Linked DNA regions of Mus musculus: region 1 is linked to region 2. A link is a loop called in an ENCODE intact Hi-C map of the cell type or tissue named here. Cell type or tissue: heart. All regions are shown on one strand. Each heading gives the region's core, and the rest is flanking DNA. Links, peaks and the distances in the headings are about the cores only. Region 1 holds the start of 9130015G15Rik (RIKEN cDNA 9130015G15 gene). Region 2 holds the start of Nav2 (neuron navigator 2).

Region 1 (8,326 bases), core at 307-8,306, 85 kb before region 2:
CCCCAACTTACAGACAGGGAAACTGAGGCTCAGAGAAATCTGACCACAGAATAAAGGTTCCACGGTCAGTCTAATCTCAGTGTCTGTGCTCCTAATTCAGAGCTTCCAAGACTTAAAAAATATATCCTTTGTAATATATATATGTGTGTGTGTGTGTGTGTGTATTTGATACTGAAAGATACTGAAATCCATCTTTTAAATACTGGTGCACACACATTAAAGAATTAACACTTCCAGAAAACAATACTCACCCTCCCCACGCGCGTGCTCTCTGACATTTCCTCATTTTGAAGTCATGCTATTTTTAAACTGGCATTACTCACCACCTCTGCTGTTTTCCTAACCCAGTAATGGACACAAGCCATGGTCCAGGCAGAGGCAGAGCCTTTGCACTATTTGCAGGACCCTGTTGATAGTGGGGATGCTGTCCTGGACTAGCACTGGGGCTGAGATCTGGCAGGTGCCCAGAGAAGCCGATCTCCTTTGCTTGTACTCCTTAGCAAGCTGGTGGTCCCCAGCCCTGCCTCCTAGACTCTCACAGAACTCTGGGCTATCTCTTGTATGTCCCACTATGACCCAGATTTGCCCCAGTAAGATCTACTCTGCTTAGTCCCTGGGGACCGGCACCATCTTGGACCATGTCCTTCATGTCACCAGCTCCTCAGAAGTCAGTGCCTCTTTAGGAGGTGAGGTTATGCCCTGTCCCCACGATGCTGTCACTTCCTTCCCCAGAGTCTTTCTGTGTGGGGATTGTTCCCCTAATCAGGATGGAGACTCGACTCATTACAAGCTGGTGAGGCAACGGCTCTGTGCTCCAAGCCGAGACAGGCTGTCTGGGAGCTTGGCCAGCCTCCCACTGCCCCGGACACCAGGGCAGCGGCCTCTGCATGGAGCCAGCCTGCTGGGTTTGTCTGCCCCTTCCCCAGGGACACAAGCTGACAGACACTGCTTACGGAGACCTCTGTAGTTTTTACTATTGCAAAAACTCACCATGATCATACAGTGAGGTCCAAGCGTCCGGACAACCTCTGAGTAGAGCTGAACCGCACCTAGAAACAGAGGTGACATTTACCGGGCACTTACTATGTCCCACACATTGTGAGGCAAGCTTCCTAGACAGCCTCCTATACACACTTCACTCTTCAATGGCACTCACTGGGTGCTGCTGGCTACTTCATCCCACGGATAGACAGGGCAACTTAGAATGTTTTTGGGAGGGCCACCCCAGTGTGGCTCCTGGACCCAAATGCTCACCTCACATGTCACTACTGCTCACAGGAGCATGACCCCAAGCCTTCTTTCACTAAGTTCAGCAGTCAGGTGAGTCTCCGTGAGTGACGGCATACCCCTCACATCTGGACAGCTAGGAAGAGAAGGTGAAAGAAGGGATGCGGTGAAGCCATTAGTAAGAGTCAGTTGGGCTCTTTTCTATGGACTTGGCAGTGTCCCTCGGGTGTGATGTCATGATCCTGAGAGGAATGGCAGCCAGTCAAGAGGCCCATGTACTCCTGGGATTTTCATCCAGAGGCCCCGTATAACCCTTGGGATTTTCATCCAGAGGCCCCGTATAACCCTTGGGACTTTCATCTAGAGGCCCCGTATACCCCTGGGATCACAATTCTCATCTAGAGGCCCCATATACCCCTGGGATTCTTGTCTAAAAGCCCCGTATACCCTGGGATTCTCATACTATATTGCCCGACTACCACTAGTCACACTGACAGCCACACAGAAGTCTCCAACATGACAGCTATGAGGCCACAAAGATGCCCTCTGCCTCCTCCAGCCACCAAGCCCTCTGAAGAAGACGAGGGGACGGTCCTGTGCCGACTGCAGAGCCTGTGTGAAACTTCTCATTAACTGCAGTTTAATTACTGCCTGCAGTCGAGGTTTTTAATAAAAGTAAGTCCCAATTAGTCGCTTGTTACTTCAGAAATAATTACTGATAGTGGCCCTTTGTCTTTGTGTTATTTCCGGCTTTATTCCCAGGCCCCAGAACTCTACCCAAGCATTCGTCTTTAACGGAAGGAACTGGGCTTCCAGGGCACATGAGGAATGTTTGCAGGAACTGAGGATTCAGCTGGGCCATGTGTGTCAGCCGGAGAATAGTTGGGGGTGGCAGTAACCATTCTTATGCATGAAGACATTTCTTCAGGAAAGAGCCCTGGTCTATATCCTGGGCCAAGAGTGGAGGGTCTGCTGGCCTCTAACTACAAACTGGGCCAGGCCCCAACCACTGACCTCTGAAAAGGCAGAGTCCCCACCCCCTGACAATGCCAGGCACAGCCGGATGCAAGAACTGCTTTGGAGGGAGGGGAGAGTGTGTTGTTTCCGTGCCAGAGCAGAGCCCCAATCTCTGCCCAATCTCACTTCTGACTGACGGTCCCATCAGGACTTTCTCCAAGTAAGAAGTAGCTTTGGAATGCTGTGTGGACCTTGGAGCTCATGCTGAGCCTGTAGCACATCCGTGTTCCTCGGAGGCTTCCCACAGGTAAGACAGATGCATGGTTTTGTTGAGGTAGCAATGGCATCCTAGCTCCAGGGAGTACCTGTTTGGTCTGACCTACTTTTTTGCTTTTTTTTTTAACCTTTATTCTGCTCTTGATGGGGACTAGTATAGATTTGACCAGTTTTCCACTGACATGGTTAGTCATCAGAGCTGACATGGGTTGGTTGTCAACTCTAGGTCAGGTACCCTTTAGGGTGGCTTACATTTACTAATTTGATATCCTCACAGACAACTTCCTAAATGTTTGTTTTCCTATAAGGAAACTTAGGTATGCAGAGGGGTTGAGTAGTTTACCAAGGTCAACAGGCCTGTGGGTGTCAGAGCTCAGCACACATCTCCCCAGTATCCCTCCACATTTGGGCATGTCCTCTGGCATACCGTGATGTTTGTGGAATAGAGCTGACCACATCCCCAGTCTGTGTTCTCCTGACTCTTTATCTGTGTCTTCTCGGTCTCATTTTTCTTTGATTGATTGATTGATTGATTGATTGACTGATTGATTGGTTTGGTTTGGTTTGGTTTGGTTTTTCGAGACAGGATTTCTTTGTGTAGCCTTGGCTGTCTGAGAACTCATTGTGTAGACCAGGCTGGTCTCACAGAGATCCACATACTCTGCTTCCCAAGTGCTGGGATTAAAGGTGTGTGCCCCTACCACCCAGTGACATGTTTTTTAATTTTATTTGTAGCCAGCTTTCATTTTGCTCAGAAAGCTTCTCTTGTTTGGACCAGCTGGGTGGCTCTAGCAGGTGGCCTCTGTTCTTAGTTGTTCTGCACTGAATGGGGTGGCCAGAAAACATTGGAGTCCAGTTGAGAGGTTGTAACTCTGGCTACCCTAGTTAGGAGGTGACATATCGTCTCTGCCATCATCCCGGCCAGCTCCTGGCCCCCCCACAGTGCCCTTTCCCTCAGAACCAACTTGTTAAGGGAAGAAACCCTCCCTGCTAAGCCAATAATTTTATTTTCCCCCTGAGAATCCTTTCCAGTGAGATTTAAACCATTTGGCTGGAAGACCCTGCAGAAAGAAAAACCCACACTTTCTCATGTTTTCCTTCTTACCTCCTTCCACTGGGCCAAACCACAATGTTGTCTTATTGCTCTGAAGCTGAGCTCTTCTGTGTTTGGAAGTTCACTTGAAACACTGCATCCATCCACGAGGGAAAAAAAAAATGCTGGACTTCATCCCCACACAAGAGGTCCTTTGAAAGTGTAAAGGGTTTGGGATGAGAAAAGCAAGCAGGCAAGCAAGCATGGCTCCGAGGATGGGAGCTGAAGGGACAGAAACAGAACCCTGCCTAGTAACCCTGTCGCTGGGTTTGTTTAGACAATGGGATCGTATTTGTATTTGTTCTGTGCTCCCAGCCCAGGCCGAGTTGCAGTGTACTTGTGTGATTTGCTGTAGAGGGTGGGTGCTGGCCAACCGCCCTTGTTTGCTAATCTTTGTGAAGTGTTGGGTGAACCGTGGACTGTCTGAGAACAGTATGTGGAGATCTGACCTGGCTCTGCAGTTGCTAAGTCGTCTCCCTTCCTCTGAGGCTGATGCACACTCTGCCTCGCTCCAGGACCACGTCAAACCTCTGGGCTGTCCTTCCTTTTCACTTTCTCCAGAGTGAATGGCTGCTGCTTCTGTTTTTGAGCCTCCTGTGTCCAACCCTCAGTGTAATTACCTTCCTGGCTGCTGCAACAACAAAATATGGAACAAAAGCAAATTGACTCAAGGTTTAAAGAGACGTGGTCTATCTGTGTGGGAGGCACGGTGATAGCCTGCTTCTACTGTATCTGCAGTCAGGATGCAGACAGAGGTGAATCTTGGGGCTCTGCTGTCCCCCTTTTTCCTCTAGCCCATGAGGTAGCAGTGTCCATATGCAAGGTGGATCTTCCCTGCTCAGTGAAATCTCCCTAGAAACACCCTCACAGAAATGTGCATCAGATGTGTGCTTCCTAAATTGCCAAGTCCACAGTGAAGATTAACGCTCCCACTGTAGCATAGGGATGCAGGTATGAGGGGCATGCTGGAAAGTACCTACAGGAAGCACTGAGAAGGAGTGAAGAGTAAGGGTGGACAAGAGAAAGCCCAGGAGTGGGGTGATCTGTTTGGTATACAGGCATCCCCTCTCTAACAGGATGTTGGTGATTATGTTCCCTAGGCAAAAGGACACTGTCACTGCCAGTACTGCCCTAGGCAAGGGCAGTAGGAGGCATAAGGTGTCACATCATCTGTTAGAGCAACCAACTTCTCTCGAGTTGCTAGCAATGGACCAAATAGTAGTCAGCCATATTAACTCATCCCTCTCCAAAGCTCCGTGAGGACCAACCTCCATGTCCCCCGAAGTCTGTGACGGAGGCTTCTGGTATCATCTACACTATAGCTGTGGGTGACCACTGCAGACAGAAGCACGGGATTCCCAAGTGGCTCTGTGACCTAGCCATACTCCCTAGCTCCTCGGAGCTTCCATTTCCATTCCCGCAAAATGGGTCACAAGAGTATGGGGCGGTTCTGGGACTCTCACAGGTCAGCACCTGCTGGGAGTTCAGTGAGCAGCATGCTACCTAACACTAATGGAGCAGAAACATAGATGTTGTCCCCAGTATGTAGCTGGAGGAGAGGGGAGTCAGGGGTTTTGAGCAGACCCTAAGCTAAGTCTGATGAGCTGAGGGAGGGACATTGTGAGGGTGTGAATAGGAGACAGGTGTTAGCCCAGCTTCCTCTGCTGCTTCATTCGCTCTCCTAGAGAGGGTCCATCTCAGAGGTTGCCTTTTCTAAGGCTTTCTATGAAGGTCCCTGCAGACAGGAGTTCTTTCTTGGTGTCGTCAGGTTTAGGTTATTAGCGGCACACGCAGGATCTGAGTGTTGATTCAGGGGGATTCCCAAACCGCTCTGTGAACGTGAAACCCAGAAACCCTCCTCTTGAAGTACAGCAATAACGAGATCTGGCAGAGTGTTCTGGAAATGCGGAGGCCTGTGGAGTCAGACCAGCGTGGACGGAGGCAAAGGATTCGTGTGAATTAGCGAGAGGTCTGTATCCGGAGCTGGTTTTGAATGCTATAATTTTATCTGAGTTCCATTGAGGAGCTCAGAATTGCCCAGAGGCAGTAATGCAGAGATCCCTGGGAGGCGCTTGCTTGATTGCAGAGTTAGAAACAATTTGTGCCCGGGCTTCTTGGCAGCCCGAGCCAGACTCCTTTGTTTGGCTGTCAAGCCCCTGTGTGAATGGAACTTATTTGTTATTCTTCTCTATATTTGAAAACATATCGGTTAGGACATGTGACTGTGTGCCAGCAGCTTGCCACAATATCTCAACGCGTGTTCCTGCATTTAACCCTCACTCTGATCCGGAGGCCCAGGAGTCATGCAGGTTGAGTGGCCATTATCTGAAACACTTGAATCCCAATGTGTTTTCAAGTTTTGGAGTTTGGGAATTTGGGATACTTCTATGAATGAGTGATACAGGCTAAGCATCCTTAATATAAAAATCAAAAGTCAGAAATTATCCAAAGGCTGAAACATTTTGAATAACACTGTCATGCTCACATCTAAGGTTGGAGTATTTTCTGTATCAGGCTGTCAATCAGGGCCGACTTGCTTGTGGGTAAATAAACAGGCCCCACCATACTGTCTATGCTCCTATCTCACCCCATGATGCCTTGTTGCATCTCTCTCTCCCACTTTTCTCTGCTGTTTCTACTATACTCTGATCATCCTACGTTCTAGCCTGTGCTCTCCACCCCCACGCCCAGGGCCACCCTTAGAGGTGCTCACTATTAACAGTCATAACCCCAAAGCTCCAACCCCTGTCCCAGCTGCAGCTTCCTCCAGAGGAGTCCATAGAGGAGAACCCCAAAAGCCACACGCAAGTAAAAGCAGTCTAACTTAACGCTGCAAGGCTGCAGGGGTAGTTCAGTTGTAGAGGGCTTGCCTAGGATCAAGATCATGGGTTCAATACCCAGCACTACCAGAAGTAGAACAAATTACCTCTGCTAAGAGATACAGCTCCCAGAGTAGCATAGGGGTAGAAAGAGCCGAGTCTTATTTCCGTTTCGTTCTTTCTTTTCCTGCTTTATCAGGCTAAATGCAGTCCCAAAGGCAGGCTGGTGGTGTGGCCTTTTTACCTGAAGTCTTGGCACATGTGTGGAATCTCAGGCCCCACCTCAGGTCTGTTGACTGTGTCCATCTTAACAAGAGTCCTATGCGTATTGACACAGCTGCAGGTTTGACAAACAAGCCCTTTGCACCCACGTGCTGAGGCCAGGTACAAGAAGTGCACCCGCTCTCTGTGGTTAGTCTTCTCCGGCCATACTGGTTTCCCCAAGGGGTTTTAACTGGGGTACAACAGACAGATTTTGCCGTTCTTTCTAGCTGGCCCCTCAGCTCCTACTCAGACAGGACTTGGGGTATGGCTGCAACACCAAGTCCTAAGCTCCCAGATGGCTTCCTTGCCTAACCTCAGACCTGGGAGCCCTCCAAGCTCAGAAGAAAGAAGATAGCATGGCTGGCCCCTAGCCTCCCCAAGCCTCCCCAGGTGGTCCTGGGGACAATTATGCTCTCTGACTCTTCTGAGCTCCGGGAGGCAATCCCACACTATGCCCATTGCAGAGAAGTGTCCAGGTTCCCATTGTCATCTGAGGTGGCAGCAGGAAGGTAGGCAGGTCATCAGGGTTCCCTGCCCATCTGCTTCCCATGTTCCCGTCCCCAGAGGAAGCATGCCATAACTGCCTCTTGCTGAATAACTCCATTCTGTGCTCAGCTCTCCCTTGTCGGCCTAAATGGCTGTGAAATGGGTAGAGCTGCTGTTGGGGGAGAAGAAAAACAGCACCGTGCAGCAGAAGTAGAGATGCGAACTCTATCCCAACTGTCTAATCACTGTTGGAAGAGAGGCTTTGGGCACAATGACAGCCAAGGAGATGTCCCTCCCAAAACCCCCACTGTAAACCTTTCAAGAGAACCTTCCAACAAGACAACTGATCAAGCACGCTAGGCCGGCTTCTCTATTTTCTCATTATCAGCCAACTTAGGAGCCAGATATGGTATTGGTTTCCTTTGAACCCAGAAACACACACACACACAAACCATACATACATGCACCTCCTATACCCAGGCCTATGCACTCTCCCATTGGACAGATGAAGAGGTAAGCAGTCACAAGTGCAGTTGTTCAGCCAATAGGAGGCAGAGTCCAAGCCCAGCCCTTGTACATCCATAGACACTGCCTTCCTTCATCTTCCTTCCACCTGGACACCAGCCCATTTGTTGAATGCCATCATCCCCATTCAGGGTGAACCTTTCTTCTCTGGGTCTTGTGCTACATCTCAATCCTCCCTGGACATGTGTTCCCACCCCCACACCCAAACAGGTTGTTTGGGACATCTCTGAGCTCTCGGTTACATCAAAGCCAGGGTCCTTTGAGCAAGACTCATGTTTCATCTGTTCCCCAGATGAGTGTTTATGAATGGCATGATGCCTTAGGACCACTGCTTTGGCTTGTCTCTCCTATCACCAGCATGCCTGCTCCTGCACAGGGTGCTGGGTGCCAGAAAAGAGCAGCAGGCGGCACTGCAAACAGATAGGCAGCGCCCACTGCTGTGCAGTGCTCAGAAGGCTTCCAAAGGAGGGGCTGGCAGGCCAAGTTCACCCTGCAGGCATTCAAGAGAAGTCCACTTGCACTTGCACTTGGTTTGAGTCAAGGTGTCCCAAGTTAGCGCTACTCTGGAGGACAAAAGATGTACAATGGGTCTGGTGAGGTGACTCTGCAGTTAAGAGCACTTGCTGCTCTTGCAGAGGACCCAGATTCAGTCCCCAGCACCTATATAGTGCCTTACAAC
Region 2 (8,270 bases), core at 1-8,000:
CTCAGAACCTCCCCCAACCCCTGCCACAATGGCTTTGGTGCCTATTTTAACTGGGAACTTTTTTTTTTCTTAATGGCAAACACACATTGTGGCCATCACCAGTTCCGTGTCTGTGTCTGTGTCATACTTTACCAATGGACTGGGCTGCTAGTTGGATGCACCCAGAGAATCTTTGCAGAAGTGCTGTGAAAGCCACTTCACTTCAGCTAGGCCTTGAGCTGTTACACCTCTGTTGACGGTGGCCTAACCTTACAGTTTACAGTAGGAATCTCCAGAGTCCCAGGCTAGGCACCCATCACCTGGGAGTTTATTTGGAAGACAGCATCTCAGCCTTTTGGAGACCTTGAAGACCTATTGAATTGGATTTTGCAGTTCTTATGCATATGAAGGCTTAGGAGGCCCTGGAGGTACACTGAATGAACACTTTATTTGGCTAGAATTCTCAGCCTTAGTACACATCAAAACCCCCTGTTAAGCATTATTTAAGACACAGATTGCCTTCACTCCCCCCTTACCCTCTGGGAATTTTCATTCAGTAGGTTGGGATTGGGTGGAGTGTATCAAAAAGTGTTACAAGTTCTCTGTGCTGCTCTGGGGACTAGACCTTGGACACCCTCTGTGCCTAAGCTCTGAGGATATTTGGGAATAGCTCCACAATCCCTAATAGGGATCATGACTGCCCTTCTACAACTCTTCAGGCAGCTGTGAAGAATCAGAGTTCAAGGAGGAAAGTCCCACAACCCTTTCTCATGGCGTTCTTACTCAAAGGCAACTGCACCACTCATCCATTCAGTGACAATCTGGGTAGCTTTTCAGTCCATAGCGTTCTGCTTGCTTCTGACAGAATCTCATGAAAGTCAAAAGACGGCTCTTCCAAACATTTATTCCTTTAGAAGAGACTGCTCGGAACAATAAATATGTTAAATAAAACAAGATACTAGCATAGGAGATTGTCCAGATGGACGAGGGCAGAGTATACCATGTCAGGGACAAACTTGTGATTTAAAGAGCTAAACCAGGCTATGTGCATCCCCCCCCCCCCCGAGCTAGGGTAGAAAGGGCCTGCAAACAGGCTGGGAAATATGGGAGCAGGGAGTATCATGTCACATCTCAACACTCCAGGGGCTGTTTGAAAACTGAACTTTTACTTCAGTCTGGGCTCTTAGTTTAAGCTACTAACACAAAATGCTGTTGACAGGGCCGCTTTAACAACAAATGCCTCTTTCTCCTAGGCCTAGAGGCTGGAGATCTGAGATCAGGCTGCAGCCATGGTCAGATTCTTGTCAAGGGCTGTGGTTTCTGTGGATTCAGAAAGGCTGCCATTGCACTATCAGAAGTTATCCATCTTCATCGTGTCTCCTCTAACATGGCACTGGGCCCATCATGAGGACCTCTCGGTCACGTACTTACAACCTCCCAGAGGTTCCACTGCCTAAAACCAGTCGAGGATTGGGTATTTATTTACAGTATTTATTTACACTGGAATCAGACAGATTCTGGCAGATGCGGAGCGAGCAAACTGCCCACCACTGAGCTACATCTCCAGCTCCTTTTTACATTTTATTTGAACAAAGAGGATCATTAAATTGACCTCAACCTGGGATCCTCCTGCCTCAGCCTCTAAAGTAGCAGAAATTACAAGCTTACACCCCCATTCCTGGCCACATTAGAGTTTTGCCAGGTAAGTTTGAGAATGATATAGCCCATATCATTAGGATGAGTGAAATTCAACCCTATGGATGTTACAACTTCAGGCTATAGGATAGGAAGAAAGTGACAACATCTGTCCTAGACACAGAAAAGTGGCTTAAAGAGATGACAGTGGGACATACTCCGGTGGGTTCATTAATAATAAAGACAGATTTTTTTTTTCTGGTCCCCTACACTGCCAGACACTATCTCATTTAGCTGGGCAGTGCTTTTAGGGAAAAGTACTCAAACCTCCACTTGACTTGCATGAGACACAGTGTTAGGTCTATAAAGATGGAGGAACTTCCCAATTCAAATCCAAACTGATCTCTAAGGTGGGTGTCCTTGAAGATCAGCCCCATGCACCCTGTCTGCACTTTCTATTTTCCCTTCAGTCCTCAGACCCTGAGTCAGAGAGAGAAAGGAAGGCCTTCATGAAACCATGAAACCAGGGCAGGTTTAGCCTCAGCCTGCCCGGGTCACCAAGCCACTCTAATTACAGTCTGTGGTAGGTGGCAAGGAGGAGCTGTCTTGGGGCGCGAAGCTTCCCCGGCCATTGTATCAGCCTATAAATATTTCAAATACTTAAGTGCAACGTGCAACCTTTGAATGTCGCAGAGGAAGCTGTTGGGACGCCCCTGAGCCCACCCGGAAAGAAGAAATGGCTGGAGTGTCCTTCAGGCGGGGGACAAGGAGACCCGCCCAGTCATTCCCAATGGAGGTGCAGAGAGGTTGGGGCGTGCCTCCGGAACCCGCAAACCGTTGAGATGACCCGAGCGATTTGAAAAAGAGAAACTGATTTCCCCAACACATGCCTGGGGGTGGAAGGAGGCGGGAATCTACAACCCAACGGCGTTTTCAAAGGCGGCTCCGGGGACGCAGGGGTGGCGGCCCGCGGGGAGGCGCGCGCCGGGGCCGTGCCGCAGAGCGGCCACCAGCTCGCTTTGTACTTGCGGCCAAGCGCGGCCCCAGAGTTTCGGCGGCGGCCCCGCGGAGTTGAGGCCACGCCCCCTTGCAGTGCGAGTCGCGACCGCGGATTGGTCCGCGGCTAACCAATAGGCGCGCGGGAACGGCCCGGGCTGTCAGCGCGCGCCGCAGCCGGTCCTCCCCTGCGTCCAGCCCTGCAGCCCGCGCTGCCTTCCCCCGAGCTCAGCTTAGCGCAGCGCTGCCAGCCTGGCCAGCTGCGCGTCCTGGTGCCCGCGCTCTGTCACCACCGCCGTGCTGCGCTGGAGCGCACGGAGCATGGCCAGAGCCGCAGAAGCTCAGGTGCTTGGTGTTCGAGGGGCTTGTGAGCATCGGTGATCGGCTGTCACGCCCAGACAGACCTGTCTGCGGAGATCGCCCAGAGTCTGCCTAGGCGCGGGTGACCCTGTGGCGCGTTTGCTGGGTGACAGCCGCTTCGCGGTTGATACGTCTTGGGCTCCGTGCGTCCTCCGTCTCCCCATCCTCTGCTCTTTTGCTCCAAGGTTCACACCCGCAGGCTCCAGAGCGCGACGTGTGCGTCCCCGTAGCCGGTGTCTCTTCCTAAGGAGCCTTCTCACTTCGGAGACGCAATGACAAGTTAATATGGGCGTCCACGCCTCGGTTTCCCAGGAGAAGAATTGCCAGAGGCAGCGGTCCCCGAGAACCCAGAGCTTCTGAACAGGCCTCCCGCTGCGACATCCGCGCAGGTGGGACCTGCTGAGGGCAGTGACTAGCCCGCCACCCGGCAGGCGCACTCGCAGGATTTCCCCAGTTCCCCGACCCGGGGATTCTGTTTTTTGGGTTTTTTTTTTTTTTTCTTCCACTGTTGGTGGGCGCCTCGCGGGCCGAGGCCCGGCGCCTACTCGGCTGCCCGCGCTGCCTTTAGCGGTCGCCTCCGCCGCCGCTGCCAGGGACGTGCTGGGAAAGCCAAAGCCCCGGGAGAAGATGCCGGCCATCCTGGTAGCCTCCAAAATGAAATCGGGACTGCCCAAACCCGTGCACAGCGCCGCGCCCATCCTGCACGTGCCCCCGGCCCGGACTGGTCCTCAGCCCTGCTATCTTAAGTTGGGAAGCAAGGTGGAGGTGAGCAAGACGGCCTACACTAGCCAAATCCCCCTGAAATCGCAGGGGCTGCAGGAGCCGACGGGGGAGGGGCTCCCGTTGCTGAAGAGCAGCTCTCTGGAGAACGGGTTCGATACCCAGGTGAGCAGTGCTATGTGCTGGGGCACTATTACAGGGTGGGAGTGATGGATGATCCTTCATGAGGGAGGAGGACGGTTGCCTTGAGGAGAGGCTACCATAATGTGATTGGAGAGAGGAAGCATACCCCTTATGCTGCCAGATTGGAAGGATACATTGGTCAGTGGGTGTGGCCAGGAGGGGTTTAGCTGGCCAGGGTGCCAGAGGCTCTCCCGGGGAGCTCTGCAAAGCTAAGGCGTGCTGGCAGCCAGCTGCTTCTATGGGGCTGGAGCAGGTGTAGGGGTGCTTTCAAAAAAATGCATGCTGACATTGGAAATGTTAAGGGCCATCAGTGCCGAGCGCTTGGCCCCAAGAGGATGGGTATCTGCTGTTGTGATGTGTGTCTATACTCAGGTTGTAACCCCAAGGAGTGGCCTGGTGCCTTGATGGGTTGGGTACTACCTGGCTCAGCTGTGAGATCTAGGACAAGGGATACTGAGTGGTTGCCCTGAACTTAACCCTCCTCCTAGCTTGAAGATGGCTGGTCTCTGCCCCATCATTAGGGAGAAGGGATTCTGGCCAGGTGCTGCCAACTGCTAGCTGCTACAGACTCCTAGTAACTGGGGTGGCTTGGCTGTCTCAGAATGGCTGCTGTAGCTAAGCCCCTCCTTCTTGGGTAGTCTATGCTGCCAGCGTTGGTATCTCTGGTGATTAGGGAGGTGATGGTGTGGGTAAGAGCATGGCTGAACGAGAAACGGTGACTTCTACCTTTCCTGGCAGAGCAAGCAATCCCCCTACTGGGCTGGGTGACAGGCCCTGGCCATGCAATCTCTTTTAAGGAAATCCTTAAGGGCCAATCAGTTTCTCTTGGACTCCTGCCTTCCCTGCCGCCTTCCCCCTCTTCTGGCAGGAGGGAGCAGGGCCATGCTGTATTTTCTTGGCTGCCAGTCAGCAGGGACTTTTAGGGACAGGCTGACCTGACTGTTGTGGCTGTCCCAGTCCGGAGAGGAGAAGCCGGGAAGCCAGAAGGGGAGGCAGTCTTGAGTTGGTATAGGGCCAAGCAGCAACAGACCAGACGACCTTTTGGGCACCTACTTTCCCTGATCAGAGGTTAACGCTCAACACATTCCTAACCTTTCTGAGGGAGGAGCTGGGTCTAGAAGCTGCTCAGAGGCAGACTGTTGGAACTCAGAGCCGGAGAAGGCCCCCTCCCCACACAAGCTCCCGCACCCGCCCATCAGCGGGTGTCTCTCTTGATGCTGCACTTGCTAAACATTTTTGGAAGCTGACAGCCCTGACGGATGGTGTGTGGGAGGAAGGCAAGATCTCCTCCAGTGCTCCTGGGTCCTGGCTCTGCTAGGCCGTGTGCTCTGCTCTTTTTCTTAGAGCTACAGGCCTTGTCCAGAGGGCTCTGAAATGAGGGTGAGCACCAGGGTGCCTCCTTCCTCTGTGGGGGGTGAAGTGGGTGGTGTTTTGGAACAGCGACTGGGAATGTGACACATGCCCTCGGGCCCGATGAGGAGGACCGTAGGAATGAAGGGAAGGCAGACGCTGGGCTCATTCATAGCCAGACTCCTGCCTGCTAGTGCCCAGTTGACCCTTCAGCTGAGGAACAGTGGCAGAGGATTGCCATGAGCAGGCTCTGAGAAGGTGATTCACCACTCTCTCCATTAAGAAAAAAAAAATTTTTTTTCACTCTTAGACATCTCCATGAGTGGCTAACTTGGCCCTACTCCCTGGAGGCGCTGTTTCCCTCTGTCCCCATCACCCCACATTCCACCTCTCTTACTCTCCATGGGCATCACGAGGGTGGTTTGGATGGATGGCTCAGGAAACTGGCCACCTTCCAGTGGACAGCCCTGGCTTCCCAGCGGGCCCCTCCTTGCCAGCCCCTGAGTCTCCTAGGAGCTCTTCCATGTAGCGTGCACTCATAGCCCCACCCTGACATCAAAGGGGCTTTGGCAAAAGGATTTTGCCTTCTTTGAACAGGGTATCCCCATGGTGACAGACAGCGCACATCCACCCTCGATTATGGCTTGAGGACTGGGGCTGACTTAGCACCTGGTAATTTCCTGCTCCCAAACGTAATGTTTATCATTACAAGACACTCAGGAAATGATGAACTCCATGGAGCCGTTGCCTCTCTTTTATTTGGGGGATTTTGGGGCAGGAGACTGGCTGGGTTGCAGGGTGACTGACAGTCCAGGTTTTAAAGTGTTGGTTATCAGTGGTACCTTCTGTCTGACCTATGCTTAGCTCAGTAGCCTAGTCCATTAACTAACTACTCCCCTGGGCCTCAGTGATTCCACCTGTTAAAAAAAATGGGCACAGGAATTATGAGTATTAAGAAAAACTTAGTATTCTTTACATGAGAAAAGGTGGAGCCTCTAAGAAGAGGCCAACCTGTTCACGAGCATTGACAGGCCTCTGACTCTGCCTGGCACAGTACCAGGCGCTGTGAGAGGGAGGTGGGGGATGGGGTGAGCTGTGGAATGCCTGGTGTGTTAGGTTCTCATTGGCCTCCACAGGAGCACTTAGAATAAGTGTGGTGTATGTGTCCACATCCTACCATATGTCCTAAGATAACAAAGTAAAGAAGGCACCCTTGCCTTGTACTTCCTAGGTGTCAGGGATTGTTCTGGGTTTTTTTTGCACAAAATAACTCTCTTTTATTCTCTTAACAATCTGGTGAGATAAGGGTGATTGTTCCCATCTTACACATGAGGAAATGAAAGGTCAGTGGCCTCACGAGCAGCAGAGTCAGTAGCATTTGAACTGGAACCCCTTACCTGTCATGCTAGACTCGGGGAGCCACAGCGGCTGCTGGTCAGCTCCAGACCTTGAGGCATCCCGGCCACAGATGTCACCACTGATCCACGCTGTCCAGCGTGGCAGAGCAGATATCTCAGCTCAATCAGGTGCCGGACCAGTGCCGTGCACGCCCACTCTCCAGCATTGTCTCTCATGCTGCTGCAGAGCTGAGGACAAGACTTGGCAGCCTGGATCGTAGGCGTGACGTCTGTTTCCAGCAGAGGGCAGCACTGGGAGAGCTAAAGATGTGCTGGGCCTGAGGAGTCAAGATGCTGGAAGGAAGGCTAGTAGCTCAAGGGCTGGAGAAGACCAGGGGGCTCACAGGGGAGGAAGGAGATGAGCTGGGCCCCAGCAGTGGACAAGAGTGCCCAGTGTGGGGGGAGGAGAGGAGGAGGAGAAAGAGGAAGAAGAGGAGGAGGAGGAGGAAGGAGGAAGAGGAGAACAAAGGAGAGGAGGCTGAGCTACCTTTCGCAGTGCAGAGCCCAAGTGGATGCTCCCTCGTACATGTTCTACGTTGAGCATTTTCCATTTTAGGTCAGGGTATGAGAAAGCGCAGAGGCTTGGCAGTGGATGTTCATGTTGGCTTCTGTCGGAGGGTACCTGAGAAGCTGTGGAGCCGGTGGCGTCTCCTTCAGGACCTGGCTCAGAACTGACCCTTGGGAAGCAACACAGATGACTGTCCTTAGCGTGGGCAAAGCGTTCTTGTTTTTGTCTTTTGGGACAGGGTCTCTCACTCTGTAGACCTGGCTGGCCTTGAACTCACAGTGACCCACCTGCTTCTGCCTGCATAGTGCTGGGATGAAGGGCATGTGCCACCACGCCCGTTTCGGTTTACTCGGTGACTTACCAGTCATCTGCTCATCCCCACCATCAATGACTTGCAAGCCAACAGCTGTTAGAGGGGTCAGCCTTTGCCTCCTCTCCTGGAGCCTCCTACAGACCCGCAGCTCGCTCTCAACCTCCAGCGGAAGCTGCTCTGCCTCAGTCAGGTCCCTCTGACCCTCTTCCTGCTACTGTGCCACCAGGGCCTTCCTGAGAGGACATGTGTTCTGGTCTCTCATGTGTTGTGAACTGGGACCCCATGTAAGTGATCATTTTAGACATACGCTCTGTGTTAGACTACAAGGCTCTGGCCAGTATTCAGGCAAAGACCTCTTGGGGTAAGGACAGGGTTAGCCTTTTTTTTTTTTTTTTTTTTTTTTAAAGAAGCAGTTGCAGGGGGAAGAGATGATTCACATGATACTTTGATATTTCCTGTTTTTAGGAGCTCGTGTTCAGCCTGCAACTTATTTCTTAAAAAAAAAAAATTAGAAGTGATTGAAATCCTGTGTGCGCGTTTTTTAGATGTTTAAAAAGAAAGCGTGGGTGAGGCCCCTGGGAAAAGCCCAGCTCCAAGCTTACAACCTGTTGCAGCTTTGCCCCACTGTGTTTTGATTAGAAGGCTTGCTTCGTCATCAGAGCTGATTGTGGATTTGATTAGTGTGTTTTTCTGCCGTGGGTTGTTCTCTTTCCCCCTTTCTCAGTTCTTGGAGGCGAACGAATGCACATTGTGGTTATCTGCCAACAGGCGAGAATGTTTACGGTTCACGTATCACTGCCTCTCCCCTGGGTTAATTCTCTAGAGACAC

What was found. Hi-C counts contacts between places; a loop is a spot of excess contacts. Peaks named below come from ENCODE experiments on the same cell type or tissue, not always from the same donor. Only the 100,000 strongest peaks of a DNase experiment are listed, where the experiment ranks them.
Region 1: it touches region 2 in a loop (3-fold over the local background); 4 of 42 quality-filtered maps call a loop at or near these places.

What each region holds. Positions count from the first base shown.
Region 1 is chr7:49,158,382-49,166,707 of GRCm38, forward strand. 9130015G15Rik (RIKEN cDNA 9130015G15 gene) reads right to left here and starts at 3,777. Exons shown (of 4, transcript NR_154465.1): 1 at 3,566-3,777; 2 at 1,255-1,363; 3 at 991-1,049. It also overlaps a transcript of Nav2 not described here. In heart, for the core only: no CTCF peak of the experiment used is centred there; DNase peaks (open chromatin) are centred at 400, 600, 1,470 and 3,910; H3K27ac peaks cover 2,069 bases.
Region 2 is chr7:49,243,344-49,251,613 of GRCm38, forward strand. It overlaps Nav2 (neuron navigator 2), which reads left to right and starts at 2,846. Exons shown (of 39, transcript NM_175272.3): 1 at 2,846-3,855. The coding sequence starts at 3,598. In heart, for the core only: CTCF peaks have their summits at 2,657, 4,717 and 6,856 (motif pointing right); DNase peaks (open chromatin) are centred at 2,718, 4,788, 5,658, 6,858 and 4 weaker places; H3K4me3 peaks cover 3,991 bases; H3K27ac peaks cover 3,521 bases; H3K27me3 peaks cover 1,401 bases.